Linked DNA regions of Homo sapiens: region 2 is linked to region 1. The links are chromatin loops, found by intact Hi-C in ENCODE. Cell type or tissue: IMR-90. All regions are shown on one strand. Each heading gives the region's core, and the rest is flanking DNA. Links, peaks and the distances in the headings are about the cores only. Region 1 overlaps SEMA3C (semaphorin 3C). Region 2 overlaps SEMA3C (semaphorin 3C).

Evidence for each region. Hi-C counts contacts between places; a loop is a spot of excess contacts. Peaks named below come from ENCODE experiments on the same cell type or tissue, not always from the same donor. Only the 100,000 strongest peaks of a DNase experiment are listed, where the experiment ranks them.
Region 2: it touches region 1 in a loop (1.9-fold over the local background); 3 of 110 quality-filtered maps call a loop at or near these places.

What each region holds. Positions count from the first base shown.
Region 1 is chr7:80,826,764-80,842,944 of GRCh38, forward strand. It overlaps SEMA3C (semaphorin 3C), which reads right to left. Exons shown (of 18, transcript NM_006379.5): 3 at 1,822-1,982; 4 at 662-724. Among named protein-coding and RNA genes, the nearest start is that of SEMA3C, 84 kb to the right of the region's middle. In IMR-90, for the core only: no CTCF peak of the experiment used is centred there; a DNase peak (open chromatin) is centred at 7,258.
Region 2 is chr7:80,762,363-80,778,543 of GRCh38, forward strand. SEMA3C (semaphorin 3C) reads right to left here. Exons shown (of 18, transcript NM_006379.5): 13 at 2,793-2,881. Among named protein-coding and RNA genes, the nearest start is that of CD36, 130 kb to the left of the region's middle. RefSeq lists an enhancer at 1,657-2,393. In IMR-90, for the core only: no CTCF peak of the experiment used is centred there; a DNase peak (open chromatin) is centred at 9,279.

The DNA.
Region 1 (16,181 bases), core at 3,551-11,550:
TTAAAGATCTGCTCCACGTATTTGTTTTAGAATATTCAAGAATGGCAATGTATTACTTTCAGCAAGTCATTTGTAGAAATCAATATAGATTTCTTCCTTGATTATTTTGAATCTCACCTAGAGGAATACAATTTGCACAGGTATTGCATACTGAACATATATTGATACTTATATCTGCCTCTATTGCTGTTTCTGTGGCTATTTTTAATTAACAAAGGTACCATTTATCACTGGTGATTTGTATTTATGGAATTTGCTGGCTAACCACTACCCTTTTGCCAAGAATCTTTGTTTGGAAAAGCCCACAGGGTATCTGGGAGCTGCTCCAGACACTTGCATTATCATCGTTTCAGGAGCCTGCTGAGAATTCTGCAGGTTGAATCCACTAGGAACAGAGGTTATTAATGAAATCCATCATGAAATGTATCTGAATGAAATAATGAAAGCAAGGCAAGCAATTTTTACCCAGTTAGGAATTCTGAAGTTACAGAGAGCCCAAGAGTTCCAGTCTCCTCAAGGTTTAGGTTTTTAGCCTGTGTCCAGCAAAAATTTAAAACACCACCATCCTTGTCTCATTTTTGGCTTCCCTCAAAGTACATGGATTCGAAAACCAAATATTTAAGTTAGTGTTTTTTTTTTTTTTTTTTTTTTTAACACTTACTGTGGGATCTTTGCCAGCCATTTTGCATTCTTCAACTTTGATTGTAGATGCTGGCCAGAAAACCTGCTCAGAAAGAAAAATAAAGGTTGCATAATCTCACCTGGACATATGACAGCCCAGTGCTCTTCATTTACTTTTTGTTAACAGATTTATTTAAGGTGATCTTACACTAAGACTTTAAAATTCTTTCTTTTTTATCAATTCATTAATAAAGATTCTATTATTTTAACAATTACAATTATTTTTATTTCTTCCAACAGTGTTTCCTTTCACAAATGCTTTTCAATAACATATGTTCATTTACTAATTGTATATTAAAATAAGATCATTATTAACATAAATGTGAACAATACAATTTTTCACTCCTTTTGACATAGTACACTTTTCCCAACTGCTTATATGACAATAAATCTACACTTACATATCTTTCTCAGTTAGTATTATTTTTGGTAAATCACACAACCAGGCTAGTAGATTTACATAAGATGGGCCCCTGGGTACTTCAATAGCTAAAATAACTTGGATGAAAACCAAGAGATTCCCTCTCTCTGAAATACTGTGCTAGTACTCTAAGTAGTTGCAGCCTTGGGTCCAGTTTGGCAATAATCATTAATTTTTTTTAGTTGTCAGTCCATTGCCTGTGTTAACACTTCTGCAAATGCAGAAGTCTCCTTGTTGTAATAAATTTATAATTAATCTACATGTATTTTTTTCACTACAGTGAAGCTCAATTTTATTTCCTTGTGAAATGGAATGATAAATATAGGCCATACTGGATCAAGTAACAGCGTATTTAATAGCTGTTTTCCTTTCAGGCCCTTCACTGGTTACACAGAGATGACAAAGTAGATCTTCCTTTTCTCTGACCATTTCTTTCATGCACTACCCTATAATCCCTTTTTTCTTTATATATTTATACACAGGTAGTATTTTTTCAGTTAGCTCCAGGTTTTGAATTGTTAAAAACTATGGAACTAGACGATGAGAACTGAACTTAATACCTTTTCAGTCCATGAAATAAGTACTAACTTTCATAGTAACATGGGACCAGTATTTTCTATTGTTCTAATAAAATGCATATTATTTTTTACTTATTTATTTTTTTTAAAAAAGAGACATTGAAAAGGTGGACACTGTCCTCGTGAAAGTGATAAACTTACACTCAAAGCTTCTTGACTTATATTGTTAATATTCAGGGAAAGAATGTGATCTTTGCTTCCCACATATATCCGGTCCTGATCTTCATCCATTAATAAAATCCTGTAGTCTAAAGGATGGTGGGAAAGGCTGAAGTATTCAGAGGTCTTGGTTTCTCGAAGTTCTGAAAGAGTGAACAGCACAAGTGTAGATACAGTATCCTGGTTCTATAATTCTATTATTTTAATAAAAACTATTATGCAAATATTCCAAAAAATGTCAAGGTACATTTTCTTCTACAGTAAGAAATTAATTTTAAAATAGAGTTATGGGCTAGTTCCCTGTAATCTCAGCACTTTGGGAGGCAAAGGTATGATGGTCACCTGAAGCCAGGGGTTCAAGGCCAGCCTGAGCAACATAGTGAGACCTTGTCTCAACAAAAATTGTTTTAGAAAATTAACTGGGCATGGTGGTATGTGTCTTTAGTCCCAGATACTTTGGAGGCTGAGGTGGGAGGATCTCTTGAGCCTAGGAAATTGAGGTTACAGTGAGCTATGATCATGCTACTGCACGCCAGCTCTGGCAACAGAACGAGACACTGCCTCAAAAAAAAAAGTTATGTTAATGGGCATTTTAATTTATATTTGTACTGAAGTAAAACATAAACCACTAAGTGCAATGTTAAAGTTTATGGTAATAGTATGTGATTACAAAATCAGTCACGTTTGCAATAATCTCAACTCTGTTTTATTACTGGACATCATCAGCTCAAAACAAGTTAAAATAAATAAACCAAAAAAAATACAGTGAGCAGATTGAACAGAAAACAAAACCAACAGCAGTGTGATTGTCTTCTTATCCTCTATTAATGTTTTATTTTTGGACTCTATTTATTCATCATTTTAGGATTGTTATTTCCTACTACAAATATTTGCCTTGCTTCCCAACGTAATTCTAATTAGTCCGACTTATTTTTCTATAAATTACTTGAAAGTAGACGTATTTTCAGGAGGCAATGTTATTTTTAGCAGCATAACTATTCATATATCTAAGGAAAATATATGAATTTTCAGGTATCTAAATGTTCATATTTCCAGGATCCTCAGAGGTTAGTGACTCACACTCATTTAACTTCTTCCACATTGCCTAACTGCCTGTATGGCTGGCCTTTGAAGACAATCAACGTATCGTGACATTCATGATACATTCTCTGGTCAAAATGCTCCTCTCAAGGAGCATAACTTTAGACTTTTCTATTCAAATGGTTCAGGATTTATTTGTTCTTTTGATTATAATCTGAAGAATGACAAACTCTAAGAAAGAGTCTGCTTTCTGGGATGACTGCTTCCATGATGAACTGTTTCTAGATTTTTAGGCATTGAATGACAAACACATTTCTAAAAATTCTGATAGAGCTGTAGTTTGACTTAAACCGAAATCAAAATGATACAAATTCTTATAGGAAGTCATGGACTATATTCCATGAGTACTTGGGCCATAGCCCATATGAGAAGATACAGAAGTCACAAATTTAACCTATTTTCTGGGCACATTTGTTCAGAATGTCTGCCATAATATCCTGCAAGTAGTTTCAGCCAATAATCTGAAAATGCCCTGGAAGAAGCAGAGTGATAATGAAACCAGGTTCTGTTGCCAAACTTCCTGTGAAACTGAACAAGTTACTTAACCTCTCTGTGCTTTAATTTCCTCATTTGTAAAATGCAACAATAATAGTAACTTCTGCCAAGAGTTCCCATGGAAATCAATTTAATTGACACATATAAATACGTGAAATGAGTGACAAGAGATAGTATTCAATAAATTCTAATTACTGTTATTAAGTTTGGATCATGATTTTTAAGAAAAACATGAATTTAGATAAAATAGATGTATGTTTTCCTACTTTTTAAAATTTAGGGAGCTAAATCCCTAAAATTATTAGGACATAATCTTATAGCCTCAAATTTACTGTTCATACAACAATAGTAAAATACAGGATTTTTTATGTTGGAAAAAACAATCAAGAGGTTAGAAAAATATTTCAGAAGAATCTTAAAATGTAAGATCATGACAGCATACAAGAACAAAAGACAGGTCATTAATAACAAGGGCCTGGGTGAAAGGTCTTTGGAAACAGGGGGCTTGGGTGCTGAGCATGGTGCAGCCTGATAACCTTCCAGTTACTGAGTCTCCCTAGGAATCATGGACAGAGAGGTGACACAGCTGGCAGGTGGTGCCACAGCCCAAAAACTGAAACAGCTTCCTTCATGAGGAGAGCACGTAAGGGGAGAGGGAAGTCTTTCAGGAAAAAATCAGCCCATGCCAGACTAGAGGTTAGGGCTAATAGAAAAAAATCCAAGAGCTGAGAACATGGGAGAGAATATAGAATCAAAGCAAGTATCACTCAAAGGTTGGAGAGGACACAGACTGCCTTGATTCTGTCTAAAATCCAGGTGTTTTATAACGCTTACTTTTATCTCAGGGCTATGATTCATGGTTGTGTAAGTCTTCTGTAAAACACCAGGGGTAAGATATTGCTTGGGCTGCTGGAATACACATTCAACAAATACCTCTTAATAAATAATTGTGGAGTGACATACACAGACTAGCGCAGTAAAATATAACTGAGTTCATGGCCTCTGGGGTTCAACCACTGGAGTCTGGATTCTGGCTCTACCATTTCACTTCTAGATGTACTTGGCAAGGGCCTTTATCTCTCTGAACTCTAGTGTCCTTATCTTTAAAATCAGTATAATAATAGCATCTACCTCATTGGGTTGTTGTGAAGTTTAAACTGTTGTCAAGTTTAATATACATAAAGTTTTTAAAAGAGTCCCGGAGCTATACTGATGCTGGTTACATGGGTTACCTATTATTATAACTTGGGGCAAGACATCAATCTTCAGCAAGCAAAGTCAGAACAATTTCTTATGCAGGGAGGATAAAAATGACTAGAATGCCTAATTTAGAGTTAATATTAATATATTCAATTTTTTTACAAGTAGCATCTACTCAAATTAATCAGGAGAACACAATAATAAAATAAGGCATTGTTAAGGAAAATAATTTGAGTATGCAGGGTAATTTTTAAAGTATATAAGCTGAAAAGACTAAAAGACATTGTTCTAGTAGTTGAGATAGTATATTGATGAACACCTGATATGCTAAAATGGAAAAGAAAAATTGATGTGAGAAATGCCTAAAACAAAGAATTTGGAATGATTTTATGTAGGTTTTGGCTAGGGGTAGAGGAAAGATTGGCGTAAATTCCCCTTAACATTGTAAGCTAAGTATAGGAGAAATGAATATGCCCTTACTACTTTTGGGAGATCTGAAAAGGAGATATATTTGGTAGAGAAAGTACTTAGGTATGGACAGATTAAATTACATTCAAATCAAAGCAGAAATGTTCCACAAGAATGTAGAATTAGATAATTAATTTAATTTTGTCATTAGAAGTAGCAAATCTTCAGGTAGAGATGTTCAGTTATTTTCATGGATGATTATATGGAATTCTGAGAGTAGATACACTCTCTGGGGAAGAGTATATCTAAAAAGCAAAGCAAAGCAAAGCATAGAGATGACTTGGTTGTTAGAAACAAAAAGGGAGCCAGAAGGTGATTCATGATGTATAGGAAACAGTTTGACATTGTGAAGAGAGTACTCAACTGGTGTCACAGTTCTGAGTTGAATTTCAGTTTCATCACTTACTAAGTATATTATTTTGGGAAAACTAGCTCATTTCTGTTTTAATTTCCTCATCTATACATTGGCAATAATAATACTGAACTCAAAGTATGTTCCACCAGCCCACAGTAGAGGATCAATATATGCTCCTTTCATGAGGAGACACTGTAGATTATCTATCTAATTAGATACTATTCTTTTCTTCCACCTTGACAGGGCTGTTCAATGACAACCATACTGGCCCCATTCTTCTAGCCAGTGAGTGTTTTAAATACGGCCATATGAACAACTTTAGCCAGTGAACTCTGGAGGGAGGCCTTCTGCACGGCTACTGAAAAAGGCTTATTGAGTCTTAAAAACTGGCACACACAAAAGAAGAGGTGATTTCTTTTTCTGCCTCTGGACATTGGTATGTGAGCACATGATGATTGCAGCAATTGCATCTACCAAGAAAGTTCCTTGCTGAGAATGGCAAGCAGAAATGTAGAAAAAAATCTGGATCTTTTAAGAAATCATTGAGTTACTGAATTAACCGGAACTCCATTATTACTGGAATATTCTGTTATATGAAATAAAAAGAAATCCTTGCAGTTTTTAGGCACCTTGAATTGAGGTTTTCTTTTTCTGCTGTAGAAATAAATACTAACTGATATTATCTTTTGAGGGTCCACAAACCCCCATCACGACTTTCTCACACTTTCTATCATGAAGAAAGTTTAGTTTTGATGTTTTTTCCAAACCATTATTTTTTTCTTTTCCCTTTCTTTTTCTAATCTGTACTGAAATAAAACCAAGAGTGTGATCTTAGCTGGGAAAATAGGCTCAACTAAATTTTATGTGCAAGTAACAAGCAAACAATTGCAGTTCTCCTCCTTGCCTGTTTCATTAGAAAATCGTCAATCCAGGCCTGGCACGGTGGCTCATGCCTGTAATCCCAGCACTTTGGGAGGCAGAGGCAGGTGGATCACGAGGTCAGGAGATCGAGACTACACTGACCAACATGGTGAAACCCCATCTCTACTAAAAATACAAAAATTAGCTGGGCATGGTGGCAGACGCATGTAATCCCAGCTACTCAGGAGGCTAAGGCAGGACAGCCTCAATTCTCCTGCAGAGGCAGGAGAATCACTTGAACCTGGGAGGCGGAGGTTGCAGTGAGCCAAGATCACGCCATTGCACTCCAGCCTGGGGTGACAGAGTGAGACTCTGTCTAAAAAAAAAAGAAAGAAAGAAAAGAAAAGAAAATCGTCAATCTATCGCATTAATTCAAATACTGCAGGGAGCAATAGCTACATCAACTTAAGACCTTTCTGGTCCAGGGATTTTTATCTAGTTTTCCGAGCCATAAAGCATCTTCAAATTTAATTACCTATGGCTTACTGATAGTTGACAGCTGTTAACCAGGGAGATTTACTTCAGAAGTGCCCTTGTTGTAAAAAGCCTAGGCTATTTTGTTAAAATGCTATTTAAATTGCTGTTAGTAGTCATAATTGAACTATACGACTTGGGGAGAGAAACGACCATTTTTTTTTTTTAGAACATAGAGATGAGCTCAAAGCAATGAGAATTTTATTTATAAAAAGAATGACCCAAGAATCTATCATTTGGTTTCACATAGATCCAATTTAAGTAAATGAATGATCCAGTGAATTGGCCACGGTTATAGAAAGTGACTGATGTAATGATTTGGCTACAGTGAGAGAAAAACATTACAATTACTAGTCCATCATCTAAACAAGGCAAAGAATGGCATTGTCATTCCTTTAACCTCACAATGATGTCATCCTTTTTGAAGCATATGAGGTACAGCTATTTGTGTTGTTTCTCAGGACATGCTCAATTAACGAATAAGGGACTCTGGCTGAGAGTATGTAGTATTAGAAAATGCAGTGGCTCCACAAAGGGCAGCATAGGTCTCCTGGCCCCTGGGAAAATCTCCCAGGAAACAGCATTAAAAAAAATTATGCATGTTTGTTTTCTACAATCTACATTATTGTAGAGCTCCATGATGGAAAATTACTGTAATGTCTTCTATGCCAATGTTCCCTGGGGTAAAATTTGCTGCACAATATGCTTACCTAAAATTCATGTATCTACATGAACTTTTCTTTGTAATAGAAACCACTGTGAAGCTTTGAGAATTTAACCAAAGCTGGAAGAACAATAGGTTTCCCCAAAATCTAAGCCCTGCCAACAGAAGCTTCTGGAGCTACCTAAGTATAGTCAATATATTGTTACAGCAATTATAATATAGTTCAAAATACAGTAACATATTATGTCCATCAATAACACTCTATTACTATTCATATAAGAACAAACGTTTGTTCTCTGTTAAGCCAGTCAGTGATCTTAATATTTTTGAGTTAACTAAGTCACGAAGAATCTCATTCATGCACTCAAAAATGTGAACTTGATAAAGGAAGGTAGAGAGTTTAGGGTTTTATTTTATAGTTGTCCCTTGGCATCTGTGGAAGATTGGTTCCAGGATACCCTACAGATAGCAAAATCCAGGATGCTCAAATCTCTGCTTCAAAAGGCCAGAGTATTTGCATATAACCTACCCACATCCTCCCTATACTTTAAATCATCTCCAGATTACATAAAATACCCAATACAATGTTAATGCTATGTAAATAGTTGTTATACTGTATTGCTTTTAAAATGTGTATTATTTTTACTGTAGTATTGTTATTTTTTATTTTTTTCTGAATATTTCTCATCAGTGGTTGGCTGAATCCATGGATGTGATACCTACAATTCAGAGTGCCAATTGTATACCTGTCAAACTACACAGTAGGGTAACTCATTCATTCAGAATACTACATTGTCTTCAGCCTTTTATAAAATTCAAAAATAGGTAAAAGACTCCTTGATTGAAAATCAATTCCCAGGAGTCCCTAGATTAGAAGCATATGCAGTAACTACTCATGAATTTAAAATTCATGATGTGTTATTAATTTGTTCAATATACATTTATTGAGCCCTTATCCCAGCAGGCTAGACACTTTGCTGAAATAAGAGGATAGAAATAACGAAGATACCATGTCCTAATTACTATTTCACTGCTTACCTAACATTCTGTTATTCTGTTTGGCTAGTCCATCAAAACATTCTTCTCATCATAAACCTCAGATCTCAGGCAGAATGCACATCTACAGATTTCAAAGTAAATCTGTAGGATATCTTTTACTTCAGAGATATTGCTACTGACAGGATAATTTCCTCTTTTGAATGTCTTATCTCAGAAGAATTTTAAGCAGAGTGGGCTCAAGTGACCCATCCTCTCCCTGAGGCTTATTGTTTTGAAACTGGATTAGAAAGTGAATTTCACCTGTCTGTTTAGAAAAAAAAATAAAGAGCAGTGAAACTTCAGCGGACTGAAACTACAGCTACTAATTCCTAATGTGAACAAAGACAATAGAGACCAGAGGGCATGTTATTAAAACCATATTTGCTCAAAAATAATAGCCCCAAATAGCAGCCACTTGTGGGCTTACCAGTAGCAGCAAGTGTTCTAGGTGCTTTATAAACTTAGTTCACACAATTTCCATTCAAAGTCTTTGCATTCGGTTCTAATATTACTCTAGTCCCACACACAAAGGAATTAAAATTGAGCAAATTTGAGCAATCTACCCAAGATCACACAGTAAAGACTAAAAGAGGCAAGATTTCAGGATTCAAAGCAAAGCCAGTCCTTAATCTGTGAACTCAATCAGATGACCTCTTGCTTTTCTAATCAGACTGACAACTTCGACAGTTACTAGTTGGGTTTCTTTCATGTTCTTGCTCTGGACATGGGTCTGCATAGTATCAAATGTAGTATAAGAAATGCCTCAGCTTCCCAAATTTTCTTTGCCAGTCGGGGACGAGTAGATACCATACTCTAAACAACTCGAGAACTATCAACATCTCAGTGATGCTCTTCTCACTAAAGCATTAAAAAAGGTGTGAGAGGCAGCATGAAAATGGTATCAGACATAGCTTCATCAAGGGCACAGACACAGCTTCATGTAGAAGACAGAAGGTTCCCCTTTTCTTTGCTTTTTGACAGGCATGATGGGATAAATGGAAGCAAAATGCCAAATGGATTAAAGAAGGAATGAGGAAACAACTATACGCAGGGAACCCAGCTAAAGAATGACAGCAGTGCTGGGCGCGGTGGCTCACGCCTGTAATCCCAGCACTTTGGGAGGCTGAGACAGGTGGATCACCTGAGGTCAGGAGTTTGAGACAAGCCTGGCCAACATGGTGAAACCCCATCTCTACCAAAAATACAAAAATTAGCCGGGCATGGTGGCAGGCATCTGTAATCCCAGCTACTCGGGAGGCTGAGGCAGGAGAATTGCTTGAACCTGTGAGGCGGAGATTGCAGAGAGCAGAGATCATGCCACTGCATTCCAAGCTGAGCAACAGAGGGAGACTCCATCTCAAAAACAAACAAACAAACAAACAAACAAACAAACAAAAACAGACAGACAGCAGTGAACACAGAATGTATCTCCCACGCATTGCATCAGAGGGAAGATTTGCAAATGCACAGGTGTCTTGAAACAATGATTCTCGCCCTGGTTTGCCCCAGACAGCCCCAGATTGTGCCCATTTCCCCAGCATAATTATCACTAGTGCCCTCTTTCATTCTCAAAAGATTCATGTTTTGGAAGTTAAATTATATGGCTGCTCTACTTTTAAGCAACCTCTTAATTACCTTGAATGGTTTTCTATTAGTTTTAGTAAAAATTTCAAAATTTTAACCCTTTCCCATTTAGAACAAAAAGTGGAGCATGCTGTCAGTGCTCCTTTAATTTTTCATAAACGCACTGTTTGGGGCTGAAGCAAGTCTGACTGATTTTCACTATGAAATAAAATATAAAACTGTTCTTGCAGTTATTTCTACACAGAACTAGCATCAGAATCATCTGAATCTTCAGAATCATCTATTTCACAAACGTCGGATTAATCAAATCAATCTTTGGCCAACAACTGTTCAAGAAGATGTTAACACATAGGAATGCTAAGTTTTCTGGGATTTGACATTTTCAGGAATCGAGAATTACCGTATTTTGTGAATTGAAATACCACTACTAAAAACAGAATACTATAAATAGAATAAGTCTTTTGTTTCCTAAGTCGATATACTAGAGTGATGCGAAAATAATAATGAAAGCGAGATATTTTGTGGCAAAGTTACCTTGGGGTAAATGCTGCAGCTGCAAGGATTATTGGGGCAAACAGGAAAGGGTTAACATGGCCCTCCAGGCCTCCTATGATCTAGTTCCAGATTACCTTACCACAAATCTTAATCATCACTGTTGGCCTATTCTTTGTTCTTGCTCTGCTGGCCTTCTTTTTAAAACTTCAAACTTGCCTTGCTCCTTTTTGGCCTCAGGACCTTTGTACATGTTGTTCCTCTTGCTTATAAAATTCTTCCTGCCTTTTTCTAATTCCTACTTATAATGTGACCAATAGTTTTGATGTAATTTAAACAGGGCTGTCTCATAAAAGCTTTCTCGATCCTTTAGACAAAGTCAGGTCTCAGGTTCGCTGATAAATTTGCTCCTTTCCCTCCTTGGTTTTCTTTTCTCTTGAAGGCTGCCTGGAAGGTCATCTGAAATGGTCTACAATGTCCTGGATTGTGGGGTAGGGGACTACACTATGACTTGCTGAAACCTACCTTGTTTCTGTACAGTTTTCAAGTGGAAATTGACTCTAAACATGAAACACAGGTCTTTGTTCATTCACATTCTACCATTTTTTTGTTTGCTATATTGATTTTTATTATTTTTAATCATGGTGAATTAAAAATATGAGCATAAACCAATCAAATGGAAAAAATGCCATCAAATTTCAGAAAATCATGGTTTACATGAAATATTAATACTTTATCACTATTAAAAAGTAGGGTGTGTATGGCTGGGGAAGGCAAAAGGCTTGGCTTTGGAAATAGTAGACCAAGGTTAAATTTTTAGTTTCACCTTTTGCTGGTACAGGGTTTACCCCAACACCACCCTCCAGAGCACTCCCCTTAGGTCCTGCATCTACAATATAAAAAAAGAATGAGAATATTTTGGAACCAGAATAATCTCTAATGTTCTGTATAGCAACAAAATGTCTATAAAAATAATTCCTTTTTCACTGCTTACACATATTATCTATTGTTGTGGGATATCTGTAAAGCTAATGTAATCCTTCATATTACTATACATCTTGTAGGAAAAAGGGGTCTATGTAAAAACCAATCTTAGAAACATAGCCACAGTAATACAACTGTGTATTTTCTAGAAAAATGAAGCTAAACCAAAAGCAAGGCTATCTTGTTCCCCTACTATATTAGTCCATTTTCACACTGCTACAAAGATAGTACTTGGGACTGGGCAATTCATATACAAGAGGTTTAATTGTCTCACAGTTTCACATGGCTGTGGAGGCCTCAGGAAACTTACAATCATGGTGAATGGCAAAGGGAAAGCAAAGCTCCTCTTACATGGTGGCAAGAGAAAGAGAAAGAGCAAGAAAGTGCAACACTTAAAACCATCAGCTTTCCTGAGAACCCCCTCACTGAGAATAGCATGAGCAAAACCGCCCCCATGATCCAATTACCTCCCACCAGTTCTCTCCCTTGACACGTGATGATTACAACTGAGATGAGATTTCAGTGGGGACACAGAGCCACACCTTATCACCTACAAAAAACATATTTTACTTGTGTTGTGTAATTCAATTAAATAGAGAATTCTAAACTCTGACTTCCCTTTCTCTAAGCTCACTTGGAAGACATGGCCAATCTTTTGTTCCTTGTATGGTAAGTACTGTCTGGATTCTATCTCAGGGTAGGAAGAATACACAATTAGGGAATATCTCAGATGTCATGAGAGACTGAACTGGCAGTAACTTACTTCTAAAAAGTAGAATAAAATCTGAACTTATCACTAATCTATATAAGGACAACACAGATGAGCTATCAGTATCAATGATATTCATACTTCTAGGAAGGCCTCAGTTTCAGAGTGTCCACTTGAGATATAAACAAGGCAGATAAACTTGTAGAGGAGGAAACACTTCATCTGACACCTGCTTTCTAGACCTCTTGGCACTTCTGAAAAAGCTTTACTTTGAGGCAAGGTGTTCAAGAACAGTGGTTCCAGGATGGTTAACAAAACAAAAGCAGATACCTGACAACAGACAGAGAAAAAAGTGGGCACAGAAGAGAAATGTGGTATCAGCTGGAGCTCAGGGTAAATAAGTGTACCTCTGCTAAATAAACTATTACACTGTCATTAAAAATTTTTTTTGTGTAAAAATGTTAAGATACGGAAAACATTTTCTCATGTGCTAAAGTCATAAAAGCAGGCTATATTCAATATGGAAACAAGTGTTAAAGGTCATTCACAAACAATAAGACTTGTAGGGATATATTTTAAAACATTTATAGCAAAGTCCTTGGATGGTGGGACAGAAATATAAAGACAGTCAATATTTCAGACCAATGTGTGTGCATTGGGGAAGGATGATGACCTGACATGGTATATCATGTCAGCAAAACCCCAGAACACCGAGAATCTAATAGACGCCATTCCCCAAGCACATCCCTTAAGTGACCACACTGGAACCACATATGGAAAGAGTCTTAAAGCAACATTTAACACTAGTCTTTCACAAAATTTATACTATTTGCTGGATTTGGATGCTTTCAATAAAACTCCCTTGACCATATTGTGGGCTTCCAGTGGGTACTTTTAGTCAGCACACTTAATTATAGCAAGAATAGGAGATCCTATGTGCTTAGTGAAGTCTCTTGTCCCTCTCACCCTCATAAAGTTCTGAACACAGCCCATAGCTCTCTATAACACAATGCTTGTGTTTATACATAACACAGCCCACAGCTCTCTATGACATACTGCTTGTGTTTATACATAACACAGCAGGCTGTATACAAAACAGAAATATTCTTTGAGACATATATTTATTCATTCATTCAATAGATGGTAAAAAGGCCAGGTGTGGTAGCTCATGCCTGTAATCCGAACATTATGGGAGGCAATAGCGGGTGAATCACTTGACCCCAGGAATTAGAGACTAGCCTGGGCAACATGGCAAGACCATGTCTCTACAAAAAATACAAAAATCTGCAGGCTTGGTGGCATGCACCTGTAGTCCCAGCTACTCAGGAGACTGAGGTAGGAGGATCACTTGAGCATGGGAGGTAGAAGCTGCAGCGAGCTGTGATTGCACCACTGCACTCCAGCCTAGGTGACAGAGCACCTGTCTCCAGGAAAAAAAAAAAAAAAAAAAAAAAAAGAGCGAGAGAGAGAGAGCGCGATGGTAAATGCCAGGAGCTAGGTAAAAATATGCAAAAATTTGGTCTCTCTTTCAAACAGGAGAGTCTAAAGTGGAGGTACACGAGCAACTGCAGTGTAAAAAGATGACTCCAAAAATTGAGGAGCATTAAAGAATGAAGAATTAAGTCTTCCTGGAAATAACAGAAAAATATTAGACAGAAGGAAGTACTTGATCTTGTTTCTCCATTCAATAAATATTAACTAAGCCACTCAATATTATACTAAAATCACAGTAATAAATGCACAAAGTATAGTAAAAGGGAGGGTAAGTGTTTAAGACAAGGGCTTTACATCATGGCTGTGGAAACAATCATGTAAACTTTGACCTGAAGGATAAAGTTGAGCTAATAAAGAAATAAGCATTTTCCAGGGAGTAGAAAAAGTTTGCGTAGAAACCCTCAGGTGGGAGATTCAAAGGATGATTAGAAGTCTCAGGGTTGATCAAGAAGCGGAATGGAGTGGGGTTTTCTCAGCAGAAACAAGGAGCCAACCAACACAGAAAGATCCAAATTTCTTGACTGTCAAACCATAGGGGTTGAATTTTTCCCAAGTCACTTCAGATGCCAATGAAACAAATCCGAGCAAGTACCCGCCATGATCACATACAAGTTTGCTAGAAAGATAATTCTGCTTAATGAAGAGTTCTTGAGAGCAAGATTGCTTCATGATACAATATTAAGTGAGTAAAGCAGAATAAAAATATTTTGTATTCTTAAACTATTGTGTGCCTGCATAGTAATAAATAAATGTAGAAAAAAGTCTTGACAAAAATGCAACTTATACATATTCTCATAATCCTGGGGGCTCATTTCAATGCCCTGTCAGTTAAAAGGACTGTAATTACCCTTTGATCAAGAATCAGGCTATGCAAACTTTCCTTGCAGACCACTGTAATTTACATATATTCTTATACAGGAGTCTAGCTGCACTGCACCTAATAAAATGCTGAACTAGGCAATGACAGAAACATCAGCATCTAACTGGAAAACAGCTATATGTTGGCAAAAAATCCCCATCTCTAGATTCCTTCAGAATGATGGAGGACCACCCACAGCTTTCAGTAAGACAAACTATTTGATATTTAAAAACTCAGCTCTCCCCACCAGCAAAAATTCTTGAACTATGCTTTCACTTGATGCATTCTTAAACTCATTTTCTTTTGAACACAGGAAAAATATTATAAACTATATACCATAAAACCTCAAATTTAAAGGCCCAGACTTTATGAACAAAGAGATGGGGAGATGTTTTCCTAAAAAGACAGCTACTTTATCTAAATATTATTTATTTCAATGTGACTCATTGTTTAGCCAAGTTACTACATTTGGCTTCAAAACAAAAAAACAAGTCTGCAGAACTGCAGAGGACAGTGAAGACATGTTCATTTAACTTTAAACACATTTGTCAGTCATTCTACGCAGAAGCTCCCTTTTCTCCTTTTTTCTTGTCTCTCTCCCTCTGACACTGTCTAAAATACAAGGTCAGTGACTCTGCAGTGCTCAGCGGCTGGAGCAGAGATTTAAACAGTCCTTGGGAGTGGGCTTCTACATAGTAATAGAGCCACCCTTTAATTCTTTTCAAGAGAAGCACAAAGGATGCAACCATGTTTCCTGCAGCTTTGAAAGCCCAAGACTTATCATATACACAATGGCTTTTCAATGTATATCCAAGACATTTCTCTTTCCTTTGTGCTAGACTGCGAAACCATTTGTTTCCAAATTTCACGTGATGGTATTTGGAGATGGCATCACTCAAGCTTTCAAAAGAGATCAGTGTTGCACTTTGCTGTTTTTGCTCTGGAAACATAATATTTATCATTCTTGCATGTACTTCAAGAAGAATAGCAGAATATGAGACTCAAAGTTTATTTATTTTACAAAATGCTGCTACCCCATTGAGACAAACATTAGCCATGACTTTCTTTTTAATTTTCAGTAAAATCTTTTGGTGGAAATAAGGCGCACTTAAAAGAGGAAATGAGAAACCATGAGAAATCCAGTTTGACCTAAGTATTAACAGCTCATGGTCACCTTTTTAATGCAGAGGGAAGCTTCACTTCACTGACTTACAGACATTTTCATTCCTGAATCTCAAAAAGCAACACATTTTACTAGGCAAAATGAGTTATAGATAGCTGGGGTGGTGTTATTTGAGGGACTGAACATTAAACAATTTAAGTAACTTTACAAGATTAAGTCAAACAAGCCACATTATGCCATACAATCAGAAGAGCAAATAAACAGGGTTCTAGTGCAGAATCTGTCTTTCTGTTTCTTTTCATCAGAGACATATAAACTGTATTCCCTAATTTTAAAACTCTGCAAGCTTTGTTACTTCATCGACAATGAATATGAAAAGAA
Region 2 (16,181 bases), core at 4,645-12,644, 63 kb before region 1:
AATACTCATTGTTGCAAACAAAAAAATATTGTTAGAAAAGGTTCTCTTTTGATAAAATGTGAATGAATGAAAGAACCTAAGAATTTTCTGGAATAGTACTATGCTTGCAAATTATTCATAACTTCACTTCTTAAAAATTATTAGTTACTTTTAATGATTAAAAATTAGACTTCTGGTGGGGTGCAGTGGCTCACGCCTGTAATCCCAGCACTTTGGGAGGCTGAGGCGGGCGGATCACCCTGAGGTCAGGAGTTCGAGACCAGCCTGGCCAAAATAGTGAAACCCTGTCTCTACTACAAAATTAGCTGAGTATGGTGGCGCATGCCTGTAATCCCAGCTACTCAGAAGGATAAGGCAGGAGAATTGCTTGAACCCAGGAGGCAGAGGTTGCAGTGAGCCAAGACTGTGCCACGGCACTCCAGCCTGGGTAACAAGAGTGAAACCCATTTCAAAAAATAATAATAATAATTAGACTTCTGGTAAAGTGATTAAGATTCATGAGCTTTATTTGAATAACTCAAGTGGCAACAAGCTCTCAAAATCAAATGTACCCCCGTTATTTTGTTTTCTGGAGCTGCATGTATTTACCAACATTTTAAAAGGGAAAACAGTGATATCTTTAATTCTCCATTGTGACAATTTTTGATCATCCCTTATAAATATGTACACACACATGCACACACACATACAAATGCTGCAACCTATAATCAGTTAGGCAGCTACTAGTAGTTATACTTCTAATTCTAGTTAAACTCAGCGGAACTAGACTTATTGTCAGAAAATGTGGAACAGAGGACTAAAAGAAGAGATTATGGTCCTGCACTGTATAAAAACAAAGCTCCTGGTTTTTCAAAGTCACATTGAATTTTCTGCAGTACATCAGTGTGACACTTAGCTAAGAAAACTTTTCAATTTAAATGCATTATTTCCTCACATGCTCATGACAGTGTATCATACACACCCAATTATTTTTACCTCACCTCAGAAATGTGACACAAACACCATGCTGAAGACAGTAACTGTATTCAGTAACTGTGTTTCCTGACTTGGCCATATCAATCACTGGCACACACATCAGTAAGAAAACTCAGACTTTTTTTGGTGTCTCATGGGCTGATGTCCCCCACGTGCATTCTGACTGACTCTGTTTTTCCACTGAGAGTTTATTATTCAAGATGATAACACCAGCATAACTCATATGACAGACCATAAGTAGTTAGCATGTGATCAGACTAACTCATGTTTCTTTCCATAACATGTATGTTTAGGTTTATGTCATGCTCACTTAATTAACATTTCCTGATAATCAAAAGGAGATATTTCAGTATTAAAAATGAAGTGCTGCTATATGACATTTTTGCTATCTTCAAGAATACTCCAGAATAAGGCACTTCGTATTATTTTAGCAAGCCAAGTTCTCCCTACTGAGTTGAATGAGAAAAAAAATATGTTCTATATAATGTGATTCTGGTTAATCTAGTGAAATAATCAATTTCTTTATAAAACAAGGCATGAAAAAGCACTTGTCTGAATATCATTGACGTCATTTTATGAGCCCGATTTTAACACACCAATCACAAAGAACCTGTGCCAAAGTTAGTCTAGCATTAAAAATTACAAATTTAATAATATAGTAGGAAACTTGCCAGAGTTCCTCAAATTTATTTGATTCTATTTTATATTTCTTTACATTTAAAATGTATTACCTAAATCTAACAGCACTGCACCCTACCCACTTACGTGCTTATAAAGTCAGTATTTTTGGTGACCGTGGGAATGTCTACTAATGAGTCAATACATTCTAAGTCTACTCAACTAAGCAAAGCAACTTGCTGGACTAGCAAGAGTCTGCTACTGGGAGTTCTCAAGTGCTACTTTTACTCAGTCATAGGCTGACTCTGGTCTTTTGTTGTGTCTGGGCCATTGTTTCTTAATTGGTTTAGTTGGAAATAGTGTTCTGCAGCAGGACTGATTCCATGCCAAACTTTCTTTGCAATTCTAATAGCTCCTCTGCTGCGCTTTACCCATCTTTCCAAATGCAGATAAAAAGCACCACTTGAACTACAGTGACTGACACTGTGAGTAGAGAAGGGCACAGCAGGACACCACAAATCCCCTCTCCTGGCTCACAGATACATAAAGAACATGCACTCTGCCCTGACCAGGTGAGATCTTACAGTACTGAACTTCCCTTGTGTATGTTTTTTTTTCTGTCCTTTTTTTCTTTTTTTATCCCAAATTCAAGGACAAGGAGAATAATACAATGAAATCTCAAGTTCTGAGTGGTAAAGAGACAACATTTGTTTTATTTAACTGAAGTGACATTTGAATTAAAGGCAATAAAATAAGAGAAAACAAAGTCGTTTTTCTTGAAATTACTGGCTAAAAAAATATAAGAAAGCTTATCTAACAATCAATAATGTGAAAGTATTTGGGTTTCAGTGGCTTGTGAAGCAAATGATAAAAGCCCTTTCATGGCAAAATCTTCCAGACCTTGACAACTAGAACTCATTTTTTAAAAATAATGATGACCACAATTCTTCAAGTTGTGATGATAGCTTAAAAACAGAAAGAATCCTTTTATCTTAAGATAACTTGAAATGTAGGAAAATACTTTGCAAAAATATTTGTTCTGTATTTCTTATTTTATCTGGTGTTTTCCTACCCTCAAAAATTCATAACATTCATTTATTTGATCTTTTATCAAATATAGTTTCCTCCCAAGTGGCTGTAAGATTAAAGAATTCCACTCATCATGCATGTTCTGAGATTAATAGAAGAGATGTTCAAACCTTAAAGACTTCCAGCTCCTCCAGAATGAGCTCGCCACTGACAGAGTTGTTAGTAGGAAGAACAACCACTTTTTGCACAGTACCCCGATCTAAATTAAAAAAAGAAGAAATGAGATGTTACAATACTTTTTAAAAGAAAGCTATTTAGACATAGGACTACTGACTTGGACCATTATTTACATAAGTATTTAGTAATCAAAAAACATTGTATGTATTAAGCCACTGCCATGTGCTGAATGTATTCCAAATCTCATAAAAATTGAAACACATACAATTCAAGGGGAACTAATATGAATATCTTATATTTTGCACATATTGGGTGTAGCTACAACTATGAGAGAAGGAAAGAATGTTAAGTCAAAAGTTCGGAACCAAATGTGTATTCTTATAATACAATACATAAGTTTTTTTTGTTTTGTTTTGTTTTGTTTTGTTTGTTTGAGACAGTGTCTTGCTCTCTTGCCCAGGCTGGAGTGCAGTGGCGTGATCTTGGGTCACTGCAACCTCCACCTTCCGGGTTCAAGCGATTGTTCTGCTGCAGCCTCCCGGGTATCTGGGATTACAGGTGCCCGCCACCACGCCTGGCTAATTTTTTGTATTTTTAGTAGAGACGGGGGTTTCACCATGTTAGCCAGGATGGTCTCAATCTCCTGATCTCATGATGCGCCCACCTTGGCCTCCCAAAGTGCTGGTATTACAGGCGTGGTGAGCCAATGTAACCAGCCAATACATAAGTTTAAGTTTGATCATTAATATTACTTTCTCCTCCACACCAACATTATAAAGTGACAATCTCATTTTGTTAACATTAAAACAATGATTTCATTATCTGAAGAAAGATGACTGCAAATGAATTTTTATAATAACTGTATAAGTCACTAGGATTGGAAAATTCACATTTGGTCTGTAACTGTGATGGACTTTCGACATGGTGAAATGTTTCACTCACCATTCAAAATCATCTTCAAAAAAGAAACACAACTGATTTTATTTCAGGTGTGGACACCTATTCATAGAAAAGTTCTACTATTTACACAATTTTATTTGTCAGTTTGTTACAGTACATAGCTAGTCAGACATGAATAGGTGAGCAGAGTCCCCCACCCCCAACCAGTAATGTCAGGCGACCAACAGGTGATGGTCAGGCAGTTATCACATGTCATGTCTCTCTAAAATAATAACTGGTTGCAGCTGGTGCTGAGGCAGGAAAACAGGGTATGGAGGCAGGGAACATAAAGCCGATTCAAACTTCAGCTATGACAGGAAATATCCTCTCCGCAGGCATACGCCGGGTAAATGACTTTGTAACTTTACTTCATCTTCTTCCTTTACATAGGGTGTACCCCAAATAGAGGGTATTTAAACTCCAAAAAATTCTGTAACGGGGCCTTTGAGACCCTATGCTCAGGCCTGCTCCCACAATGTGGAGTGTACTTTCATTTTCAATAAAACCCTTCATTCCTTCCTTGCTTTGTTTGTGTGTTTTGTCCAATTCTTTCCTCAAGACGCCAAGAACCGGACACCCTCCACCGTTAACAGTGCCAGGGAAACACAGTCTCCCAGTAGATGGAAACACCTGAAACTGGTGATCAGCAGCTTCCCAGTAAGATCTCAGGAGCTGAGTGAGTGAGCTCAAGCATGTCCATTAACAGGCAAAATGGGAGAGTTTTACTGGTATATGACCTTCCTTTAGGAATGCTAGACTGGTAAGGGAAAAACGCCTCAAGTGAGCATGGGCACAACTCCAGTAAACACACTGCGCATGCTCTCCTCCCACGTGCTGGCAGGCCACCATGCCTGCGGACAGCTCACCCCAAGGCAGGAATCAGGGGAGAAGGAGTCCAAGACCCCAGAAGTATGAGAACCTGTAACACCCTAAGTCAAAGGTCAAAACTGCAAACTTGATCTCTCAAGTCGCACAACTGTATTTTTCTTCCTTCCATTCCTGCTCTAAAGCTTTTTAATAAGCTTTTACTCCTGCTCTAAAACTTGCGTTGGTCTCTCACTCCGCCTTAGGCCCCTTGGTCAAGTTCCTTATTCTGAGGAGGCAGGAACTTAGGTTGCTGCAGACCCATACAAATTTGCTGCCAGTAACAAGTTGGCAATATGTTTCTTTGGATATCTCAAAATGTAGAGGAAATTTTGAAATTAGATGATCCAAATAAGCTGAATCAAATCAGAAATTTACTCATATGTCCCAATTACAGATAGCCAAAAATTGAGATGCCAAAATAAATATAAGAATACAGGAAATAATATTTATGTCAAGATTTATAAATGGTTTCACAAGTCATGTAAACATTATGCATATAATCATGCCACTCTACCAATCACATAAATTTTAGGTTTAAAAGACACTAGTTTAGATTTAGCAATGTGGGGGTTAAAGCAAATTTGTGAGTAATCTGGCAAAGTAAAAATATATTTACTTAAAATGTTTTTATTAACTAGTGAGTTGGATCATAAATATCAAGTTATTCTTCTTTTAAATTATAACTAAATTTATAATTTGTAAATATGCATTATCATCAACATAATGCACATTTTTAAATTCTACTGAAAATGTCATAAGAAGAATTAACTTGAACTGAATTGTACAGGACTTTACAACCAGAAATCATTTAGTGAGTAATACTATAAATTTCAAATCTCACATCTCAAGTTGGCTTCTATTCCACAGGCACGAGTTACTCTGACATAAAAGATTTTATCTCATGTTTATAGTTTGTGTTTTATGAATCCAACTGAAAGAGTCAAAGTAATTCTTAATAAAAAATAAACTCAACTTTAAAACACAGCAAACTGAAAAATAAAAATCCACTAAATTAAAAATAATGTTTATACAAAAGAGCAAGACAGAGTTTGCCAGAATAATGCCTGAAATTTGTAAGGATACAAAGTATAAGCACATAATCTTAGAAGTTGCAAAGCATACTCTGTAATTTAAAATTCACTTCTTAAGCCACACTCAAAAAAAGTGAAAATAATAATCATCCCAAAGATTTGCAGGCTCTAGTTTTAATTAAAAGGCTCTGAAATATCTGCTTTGCAGCCGCTTCCTTAGAATTACCTCTGATAGCCGGGCGTGGTGGCTCACGCCTGTAATCCCAGCACTTTGGGAGGCCGAGGTGGGCGGATCACGAGGTCAGGAGATCGAGACCATCCTGGCTAACACAGTGAAACCCCGTCTCTACTAAAAAATACAAAAAATTAGCCAGGCGTGCTGGCAGGCGCCTGTAGTCCTAGCTACGCGGGAGGCTGAGGCAGGAGAATGGTGTGAACCTGGGAGGCGGAGCTTGCAGTGAGCCAAGATCGCGCCACTGCACTCCAGCCTGGGCGACAGAGCGAGACTCCGTCTAAAAAAAAAAAAAAAAGAATTACCCCGATAACAACTTAGATGATTTTCTTGGGAGATAAATAATACAAGTAAAGATTAGAAGTGAAAAAACATTTGGGGATGGGGATGCTGTGCAGAGACCTGTCACAACTGAAAATGGATGCATGTGGTTGGAGGTGTTCCTTAATTTCTATTAACAACCTATTGGAATTAGCAGTGGAAACTTCTAGGGAAATACAACATACCAAAACACTTGATCTGAAAGCCATGAAACTGTGATAGCTAGGGCAAGATTTGTGTGTGTGTGTGTGTGTGTCAATGACCACAGGCATGTGTGTGCATATACGTTCCTGTTGAATATTTGTTGAATTAATTTGTAGGCATGAAGGAGAGAAAACTCAGAAGAATACAGATGTAAAATCTTTGTTATATGAGCATGTTATCATAGAAAGCATTTTTTTAACAAGTCTTAACAGTTTTATGGTTCCCTGCTGCAGTTTGTAAGAATCACTACCATTCTATGTGACAGCATAATCTACATTCTTTCTTGTTTGCAACTCTTTAAATTTTTTTATCTTTAATCATTATGGATATATAATAGTTGTACTATTTATGAGGTACATGTGGTATTTTGATAAAGATATACAATGTGTAATGATCAAATCAAGGTAACTGGGGTACTCATTATCTTAGGCATTTATCATTTCTTTGTGTTAGGAACATTCCAATTCCACTCTTTTAGTTATTTTAAAATATACAATAAATTACTCTTAACTACAGTTGCCCTATGAAAAGAGACTGAGTAGAGGCTGTGTATAACACAGCTCCAAATAAAACTGCATAAAAACAGGTTTTGCTTAGAAAGGTTCTGATAGATAAAACTATCAGCTCTGAAAAGAAATAAGTACTCTCAAATGAGACAACTGACTCCATATTCCCCAATGTTTTCACTTACTATGAGAGCAAAATTTTACAGAAATCCCCATTTTCTGACAAGGCTCACAACAAACATACTTTATGCATACCATTTTAAAAATATTACACAAAGAAGGGCTATAAAGATGAGCTAATAAAAAGATAATGCAGGCCGGGCACAGTGGCTCACGCCTGTAATCCCAGCCCTTTGGAGGCCAAGATGGGCAGATCACCTAAGGTCAGGAGTTAGAGACCAGCCTGGCCAACATGGCGAAACCCTGTCTCTACTAAAAATGCAAAAAATTAGCTGGGCATGGGGGCAGGCGCCTGTAAATCCAGTTACTGAAGAGGCTGAGGCATGAGAATCGCTCGAACCTGGGAGGCGGAAGTTGCAATAAGCTGAGATAGTGTCACTGCACTCCAGCCTGGGGGATAGAGCAAGACTCTGTCCCCCCCCCAAAAAAAAAAAAAAAAAAAAAAAACCACAATACAAAAGCTGCTTTTTATCCATTTGCAGTAAAAGTTACAATACCACTTTTAGTCATTTCTCTTTTCCTTTGTTATTTTTGGTCTTGATGGTAATGAGTTCCCTGTATGAGGAATACTTCTGAGGTATCCTTGCGCTGTATCATTTACTAATAATTAAGTAAGTAGTCTTAAGTTGTGTTCTATCCATTTTCACTCATTGATTCAACAAGAAAGTACTGAGTGAGTTGGGCAGTATGGATGCAAACATACATAGGCATTGGACTCAAGAGTTCAGAATCTAGAATTTATGGTTTTCTGAGTAGTAAGTGTGTTCCCATTAAAATGTTAGTCATTGAGAGACAGGCATTCCAGAATGGCCATAAAACTCCCAATTACTTATGTCCACATAAAGCCATCTGCATGCCCTTTCGTTTGAAGATGATAATATACTTATCAAATGTTTTCCTTCTGGGGGTGGTGAGAATGGTATTCCCTGAATGTATTCACAACTATAAATCCTTTTTAGTGTTCTGCAGAATTGGACTATTGCTTTTATATCCTTGGGGAAGGCACCATGTCTATGATATGGTTACAGCGAAGCTGTCACTTCTTTTTTTCTTTAAACCTCACTTTGCTATTGTGTAAAACGTAAATAATAACCATGCTTTTCATAATGGCTATCTAAAAATCCATTAAGCTAAGGCTAAAGCCTAGCCAGAATCACTTCCCTTCTTTTGGCACTAACACCCTGACACATCTTTCGGAAACACCACCTACCTCATTTTCAGTCTACCTGGTTAAGGAATGGTTTACCTCTCTTCCGGCTCCAGGGAGGCCCACATGATGTAAGCCTGGCCAATAAGAGCATACCCTTGCCCCTGTGATTCACAAAGGAACTGACCTAGAAAAGAGTGAGGGCCCTGCCCTTCCTGGGAATGAGGTAAGTGAGCCTCTTCTTCTTTCTGAAATCAGGAGCATTCAAGCTTGTAAATCTGGAGGTGCTGGAGCCATTCTTGCTACCACATACAGACTCCATTTGAGAACAAGCAATGCAGAGGAAGTAAAACTGAAAGGTTGTGAAGTAAGTTCCTGACCACATCATCTTAGCACAAATTCAGCTATGTCTGAGGCTGTGTTCTGGATTTCTCAGTTAAACGAAGAAAACAGTTATTTTGTTTTAAGTAGTCTGAGTAAGGTGTGTGGTCACTTTCAGTTGAAAGAGCTCTGACTAATAAAAATTAAACAAGTAAGACATGGAAATTGCTTAGCATGGTGTCTGGCACATCAATAACGTTCTCAGTAAATGGAAGTTATGTTTTAGTTTTAGCTCCATCGCTGAGTACACTTTTGACACAATTGTAGTCACTTTCTTTGACTGGCCCTCAATTTTCTCTTCTGTGAGGTACAGATAATAGAGATACTCTAAATACATTAAAGCACTGTGGGAATAAGCAAGACAAATCTGCAAAGTCATTTGCATAATGCAACTCTATGCACAAAGGTAACACAGCAGACTCATCAATCCATATGAGATATTTTTATTTTCTTTTGTTTTATTAAATCATTAAAGAAAATTTCCTAGACAGTCTTCCTTCCTGCCTTATTTTATACTATCTAATTTTTTTCTAATATAAGGGAGCACAGCAATTATCCTTAAACCTTTCCACTGTCTCTAGCCAAGAAATCAGCTTGCATTTATAAGTACAGTAAGTGTTGGCTGCCTCATGCGAGTGATCAAACACAGCTCACTACTAAGCAGGTCATTGGAATAGTCATTTGTATATCTATCTCCTGAGTCTTATGTAAACAGTCCTAAGGGGGTTTCCCTGGAAACTCATGTGCCAAACTGTCTGCTTTCCCCTGCGCTTCTGAGGGATTTGGGGGAACACTGCCTCCTTAATGAGATCTGGCCAGTCCCTTCCTCCTGGTTGCTAACCTATAAATGTATTCTAGTCAGGGCCAGCTTCATGGGTGTGTCACCCACAGTCACACAAGTTCCTGTGCTCTTCTTGCTCCTAGGTGTCAGCCTAGGCAGCCCCGTACACGATATTAGGGGTAAATTACTGCAAAATGATTAGTTCTAGTATTAATTTAAAGTACTATTATAAAAGATAAAATCACCATATTTACTAAAAGGCATCTCTTCCTTTTTAATAATTTTCTGAGACAACTTGCTTATTAAAATGAGGAAACATACTTTGAAAGCCCAAGAAAGAACTGCAAAATATTTGCTTGGCAAATGAATGCTTAATAGAGATGAGGGAGGTATGACTAGACACATCAATTATTAATTTCTATAATTACATACTGATAATTGGCTGCCTTATTTTATGTTAAAATACCCATTCCTAATACATTTATTTTCCTGTTAGGTAATCAAACTGCTGCTAAAATCTTTTAATAGTGAGTTTTAACATTTCAGAATAAAACTGAATCATGAGTTTATAAAATCTTTATTAGTTCACTGAATCTACTTTTAAAAGGTAGCATTCTGTGCATGTGTATGCCTTGTTACAAAAAATATGAAGTATTTCTAAACTGACTTATTTAGCACAATTTCTCACGTTTAGCAGGGTTTCTCACATGGTAAGCTTTGAATTGGTAATTGGAAAGCTGTAATGTTGACACCTTCAGCCTCAGCCCTGGGGGTATTAGAGCCCCAGTTGGTCATCGAGGGCATCTCAAGTGTCTGTATTTGAGGGGAGGCCCTTAGAAAGGCTGTCTCAACAAAAGCCATCTAATCATCTTCCCAAGAGTGTTGATGCTAAAGAGTTTATAGGGTCATATAAATTTGGAAGTACTGGGTTAAACTAGGTTAAACATGTTTTTTTTTTTGTTTGTTTTATTTTTTTCCTGCAGAGCCTTTCACAAAAGTTAAAATACTTTGTTGCATTATGAGGAAAATAGTGTACTCAGTGCCTTTCAAGTTTATTTGCTGATACCATTAATTTCACTTGGCTCCTTAGCACCTAGAGTCATGTTCAATTATACAAACAGTTTCTCAGAGTCTGGCTTTCAGATTACCTCACTCAAAGTCACCTTGGGAGTTTACTAAAAATACAGATGCTGGCTCCCACATCACACCACAGACATAATGTTTGGAGGTGCTGCATATTAAATAAGCTTTAGAGAAGAAACATGTGTTTGCTCAAACATTAAAGAATCGTGAGAGAAAAACAGTATAATTTTTTAAACCTATTTCATTTCTTGGTAGTTGTCTGCATTTAATCAAAGAGAAAGCTAACAAATTAGTTTTTAAAATAGAAATGTTACAATTTTTTTTCTATTTTTAGCTAAAATAACACATTTTCTACCACTATATTAAATTATTGACTTACTTGCAATATATTAAAATATTCAGGGGAAGTCTTCAAGCAGAATTATAATAAAGAATTTTCATATGTTTTGAAAATTAGAGTATATACGATTTATGAAATTGTAAAAATAATGATCTTCAGCAAAATGAATGATAAAGCCCAGAGTTGGCATAGAAACAAGGAAATAGAAATTTTCAAACACTTTTGGTAGAAACGTAATCAGGAAAATCTTCTGGAGGGCAATATGACCATTAACCATGATGGAGTAATTGATACTAGAGTACTTTCCTGCAGCAAGCAAATGAAAAAACTGGACAAAATGTATGAGGCCATTCTTTTTAGGTAACAGATAACAGGCAGTGCAAGACTAGAAGAAAGGATACTCACAAGCTAATATTCATGATCATTCCACACTTTCTGTCTGGGAACAATCTCAACAGAGGTTCAGAGAGCTTGTGTTTAAGCATGGTGGTCCCACTAAGATGAGGAGGCAGATATGAAAATGTGGGGCAGCAGAAAGAAATCAATTCTGTGGTACAGAGTGTCAGAGCAAGGGAGGTGTCCAGAAAGTGGGTTTCAGAAATTCACGTGGAAACACTCTGTGAGTCTCTGGTTGAGTCCTGGGCTATATATGCAGGATGAGAGCACCAGAGGCTTACCAGATTGCAGTTGCTACTCGCAAAAACTGTTCAGATAAATTACAGGTTTGGCAATTCTGGAAGAGAAAAGCTGGATGAAGTTGTTCTTGCCTCAGTCAGATCTCATTAACACCTTGTTAAAAACCCTGACATCCAGCTGACACAAGAAAGGCTGAGATTTTAAAAGTGTTGTATTCCAGAGGAAGACCTAATTTAGGCCTGCTCTAACAAAACCCATAACCTAATCTGATAAGATGTGGAAGGGAGAGATTTTGGAGTTTGAGTCCTGTAAAACTGGAGTGACATGCTTTAAGCATATGCATTCAAACAAAGAGTAGTACAAGTTCAAACAAGTGCAAAGTGATCAGCTAATAATAAAGTGCTTGCTATAATAAGAATGAACACCATTCAGAGGAAGAAAACAGAACTCAAGCCCAGGGCATTATCCATAATTTCCAGGATTCAACAACATAATTCATTATGTATAAAAAAGAGAGAAAACAGGACCAAGAGTCAAGAAGAACAAAGTTGAGATAAACCAGATGCTGGACTTAGCAAATAACAGCATTAAAGCAGTTATTATAATTAGTATAAAAACATTCAAATAATAAAACAAATATATTCAAAAACTAAAGGAAGACATGGTTTCAACAAATTAACAGACAGGAAAATTCATTAAAGAAATAAAGACTATCAGCCAAACAAAATGGAAATTTTAGAACTAAAAGTATAATAACAGAAATAAAATATTAACTCCATGGGGTTAATAGCAGATTAAAGTATTGGAGTTGAAAGAGAAAAAAGTCAATGAACTTGAAGACAGATTATAGAATTTATGCAATTGGAAAAACAGAGGGAAAAAGATTGAAGAAGGTGAACAGACCCTCTTGGCCTGTGTGTTATCAAACGGTCAACATATATGTGACTAGAGTTTCACAAGAAGAATAGAGAGATTGGAGAAGAAAAATACTTGAAAAAATGGCCATACACTTCCCAAATTTGATGAAAAACATTACATTACAGATATAAGGATTCATTAATAACCAAGTTGAAGAAATGTTAAGGGAGTCAAACCCTGGCATATTTTATGTAAACTGCTGAAAACAAACCACAGAGAAAAATCCCTGAAAGGAACAAGAGAAAAAATACATTGTCATGGGAACAAGGAACGTAATTATTGGTAAGTTTTTATGAGAAACAAGGGAAGCCAAGAAGATAATGGAATGGCATTTTTTTAAATGCTGAAAGAAAAGACAAAGTGAACCCACAATTCTATATCCACAAAAATACTCTTTTAAAAAAAGTGAAAACAATCAATAAAAGCATGGAAATTTTGTTGCCTGCAGACCTCCTGCATTTGGAGAAATTCTAAAGGATGCCTTTTAGTCTGAAGGGAATTGGTACAAAATGGAAACTCCAAAAGGAATGAGAACCCGGTATGATTCTCTTTTTGTTAGTGCCAACTGGTTTGTAGGTAGAAGTTTTGGAACTACTACAGATATTTGAGAACATGATAAAAGCTGAAATAAGAACAAAGCTGACCCATTTCTGAAAATCTTAGTGACAGAAAAATAAAACTATTTACTCTAAAAAATAAATAAAAAAGCCAAACAGACCTATATGTGATATCTTACAGAGTATTAAAAAATCAGTATTTACAATCTAATCCCTGTATTAAGTAGGGAATTATATTCTATTTTTAATGCAGGCCCATTATCTTTTATCTACAAATCTAAAAATCTTAAGTTTGTTTTCTTTTTTCTTAAATTTCTTTGGTGGCAAAATCTGTCCTGACTTGAACTAATTTGGTCATAAAACCTGACCTGCACTGACTCAGGCTATTTATGGTGGTGCTTTTTTTTACACATGGTTTGAAGATTTCTGTTTCACTGCAGAAATAGTACTGTGCATTATTATAGGGTGTGGTCCAAGGTTCTGCAAGTCATTTTACCTAATATATATGAATACATTACCTTTTCCTATTCAAATACTTCTGAGGCACATTTGGTTTCAAATAAGGGAATATAAACTGTAATTGCTTTTCTTCCTTTTTTTAAAAAAAATTATTTTCTAGATTATTTTTACAATGAGCATATGTATCTTAGGCAATAACAATATAAGAGACATAGTTAAGTGAAGCTATAGACTGAAATATATGTTCCTGTTTTTACTAAAATGATGGAGTATACATCCTCAAAAGCAGATCTACAAAGATTACTTTACTAAATCAGGATACCACTATGACGTCTGCCCAAAAGCAGTTATGTTAGAAGGAATACAACTAATTTGCATTGTTCCCTCACATGCTGAACACCGTATATGTACAAGACCGTGCTCTACAAAGGTTCTCTTTTTGCAGTTATTAATAGCCCTCAGGAGTAGATAACAATTGCTCATTAACAGACCAGTTAATGGCAGTCCCTACAATACTGCCAAGTAAATTACAAAAAAAAAAAAAAGAAAGAAAATAAAATATACCACCTTCTCCAGAATCTGCAATAATGTCCTCTATTTCCATTTTATTCATTCTCGTTTTGCACTTGCAAACAGTATAAACTAGAGTAAAACCTGCCAACTATAATCCTTTCTGTTTCTTTATAAAATCTGAATATAGTATTTGCCCTACACACCTGACAAGGTTGTTCAAGATCAAAGAAAAGAGCCTACGTGAACCTTTCTTGTAAATTCTACAGATTATAACTAATTTTACTCCCCGTAGTCTGAAACTGCCTTTCCTTATTTGTCTCTTCACCTGTTACATAAATTATTTATATACTTTTGTTATACACACCAGTGCTTTACTTTTATCTACAAATTCCAAATGAAAGAAATGCCACCAACATATTACCAACGGATTCATCTATGATGTTACTGAAGTTTTAAAAATATATTTTCTTGTTTTTGCTTTCAGCTTTTCCTAATATAGTGGGTACTCAAATGTAGGTGATGCTGGAAAATAATTGCATGCATATTGTTCATTACCATTTGTATTGCTTACAAGTATCTGAGCTCTGTGAAAGGAGATGCTTTTTTTGGTTTTGTTCACTGCTTATTTCTAGTGAACAGAACAGTATTGGACACGTGACAAACATTCCAAATACTTATTAAATGCATAGCTATATACTAATATATATGATATATATCATAGATATGTGTGATTGATTTCAATAACAGATATTATATAGGTACATGTGTGTATGTCTCTATTGAATGCTTACTAATCGCTAGGTTGTACACTCAGGCTTATACATATTTTATCTCATTTGGTCTTTAAAGTAAATCTATAAAGTCTACTTTAAAATTCTCCTATAAGAAAACTGGGCTTAGAGATGTTATATAATTTCCTCAATGTAATATAACTGATAAGTGATAGAGGGCAGGATTTAAACTTGAATGCTAAAATATATTCCCTAACCTTTCATCCAGGAATGACACTAAAAACCATTCTAATAAATTATTTTTTATTTGGGGTTTTTTTTTTAGACGGCGTCTGGCTCTGTCACCCAAGCTAGAGTACAGTGGCACAATCTCAGCTCACTGCAACCTCTACCTCCCGGGTTCAAGCGATTCTCCTGTGTCAGCCTCCTGAGTAGCTGGAATTACAGATGCGTGCCACCACGCCTGGCTAATTTTTGTATTTTTAGTAGAGACGGGGTTTTGCCATGTTGGCCAGGCTGGTCTCAAACTCCTGACCTCAGGTGATCCACCGACCTCGGCCTCCCAAAGTGCTGGGAGTACAGGCGTGAGCCACTGCACCCAACCTTGTATTTGGTTTTATACAAGGTTTTGGTGAAGTCACAACCAAAATTAGAAATGGTGACTATGGGAATATCTCTTGATCTACATACCACACTGCCATATGTTGATATAGAATTTTACAGGTGCACACACATGCTTGCATCCATCATGGCTGTAGAAAGTTTCAGAGTTAAACCTTTAGGCAGGTTAATTGAAAAATAGATTTCTGGGACAAAGCTGAAAGAGACATCTTAAGGCCAGTGGTTTTACTAAACTAGAAATTGTATAATGAGTGACTAAGTTATGTTTTGATTTAATTGAAGCATACCAAAAAATCAGAAAACAACAAAATGTTCCCTTTTAAGATGTGACTTCATACTTTATTTATTCAACTAAGGTGTCTGTCCTCATAAAAATATCTGCTATATCTAATGTGTCAAAAAGTGTTTAATAAGTTTGTATATTCTGGTTCTAGAAGCAAATTTTCTCTGTGAGGGTTAAAAAAACCCCCATAATATGGTATTGGCTCAAGTGATAATCCATCAAAAAATGAATTATTACCATTATTTCCTGTGATATAGCTAAAGAATATTCACATAGGGCCTCAGCAATCACTAAAATTAATGTTTTAGGACTTTGTGAATTACTAAAAATTACATATCACATTTTAGTATTCCTGTTTCTTTACATTAAGAATTGTTTCTATTTATATTTTAATTTCAGATAAACTGACACACCTTCAATAATGCAGGTTTATTATGTAAGTTTTTACTGATCCTACAAAGGATACAACAACTACATGTCCAAAGATGTAAATTCGGGGCTAATCTTCTCTATTTAATCCTTTACTGTTTGGGGAGAAGAATTACTCATCTGGGATTCATGAATTGTATGGTCACTCAACCTGTTTTCTTGCACCATTTTTTATCATAAGATAGGTTCTTCTGTGTTAGTTTTCAAAGTTTAAACCACATAC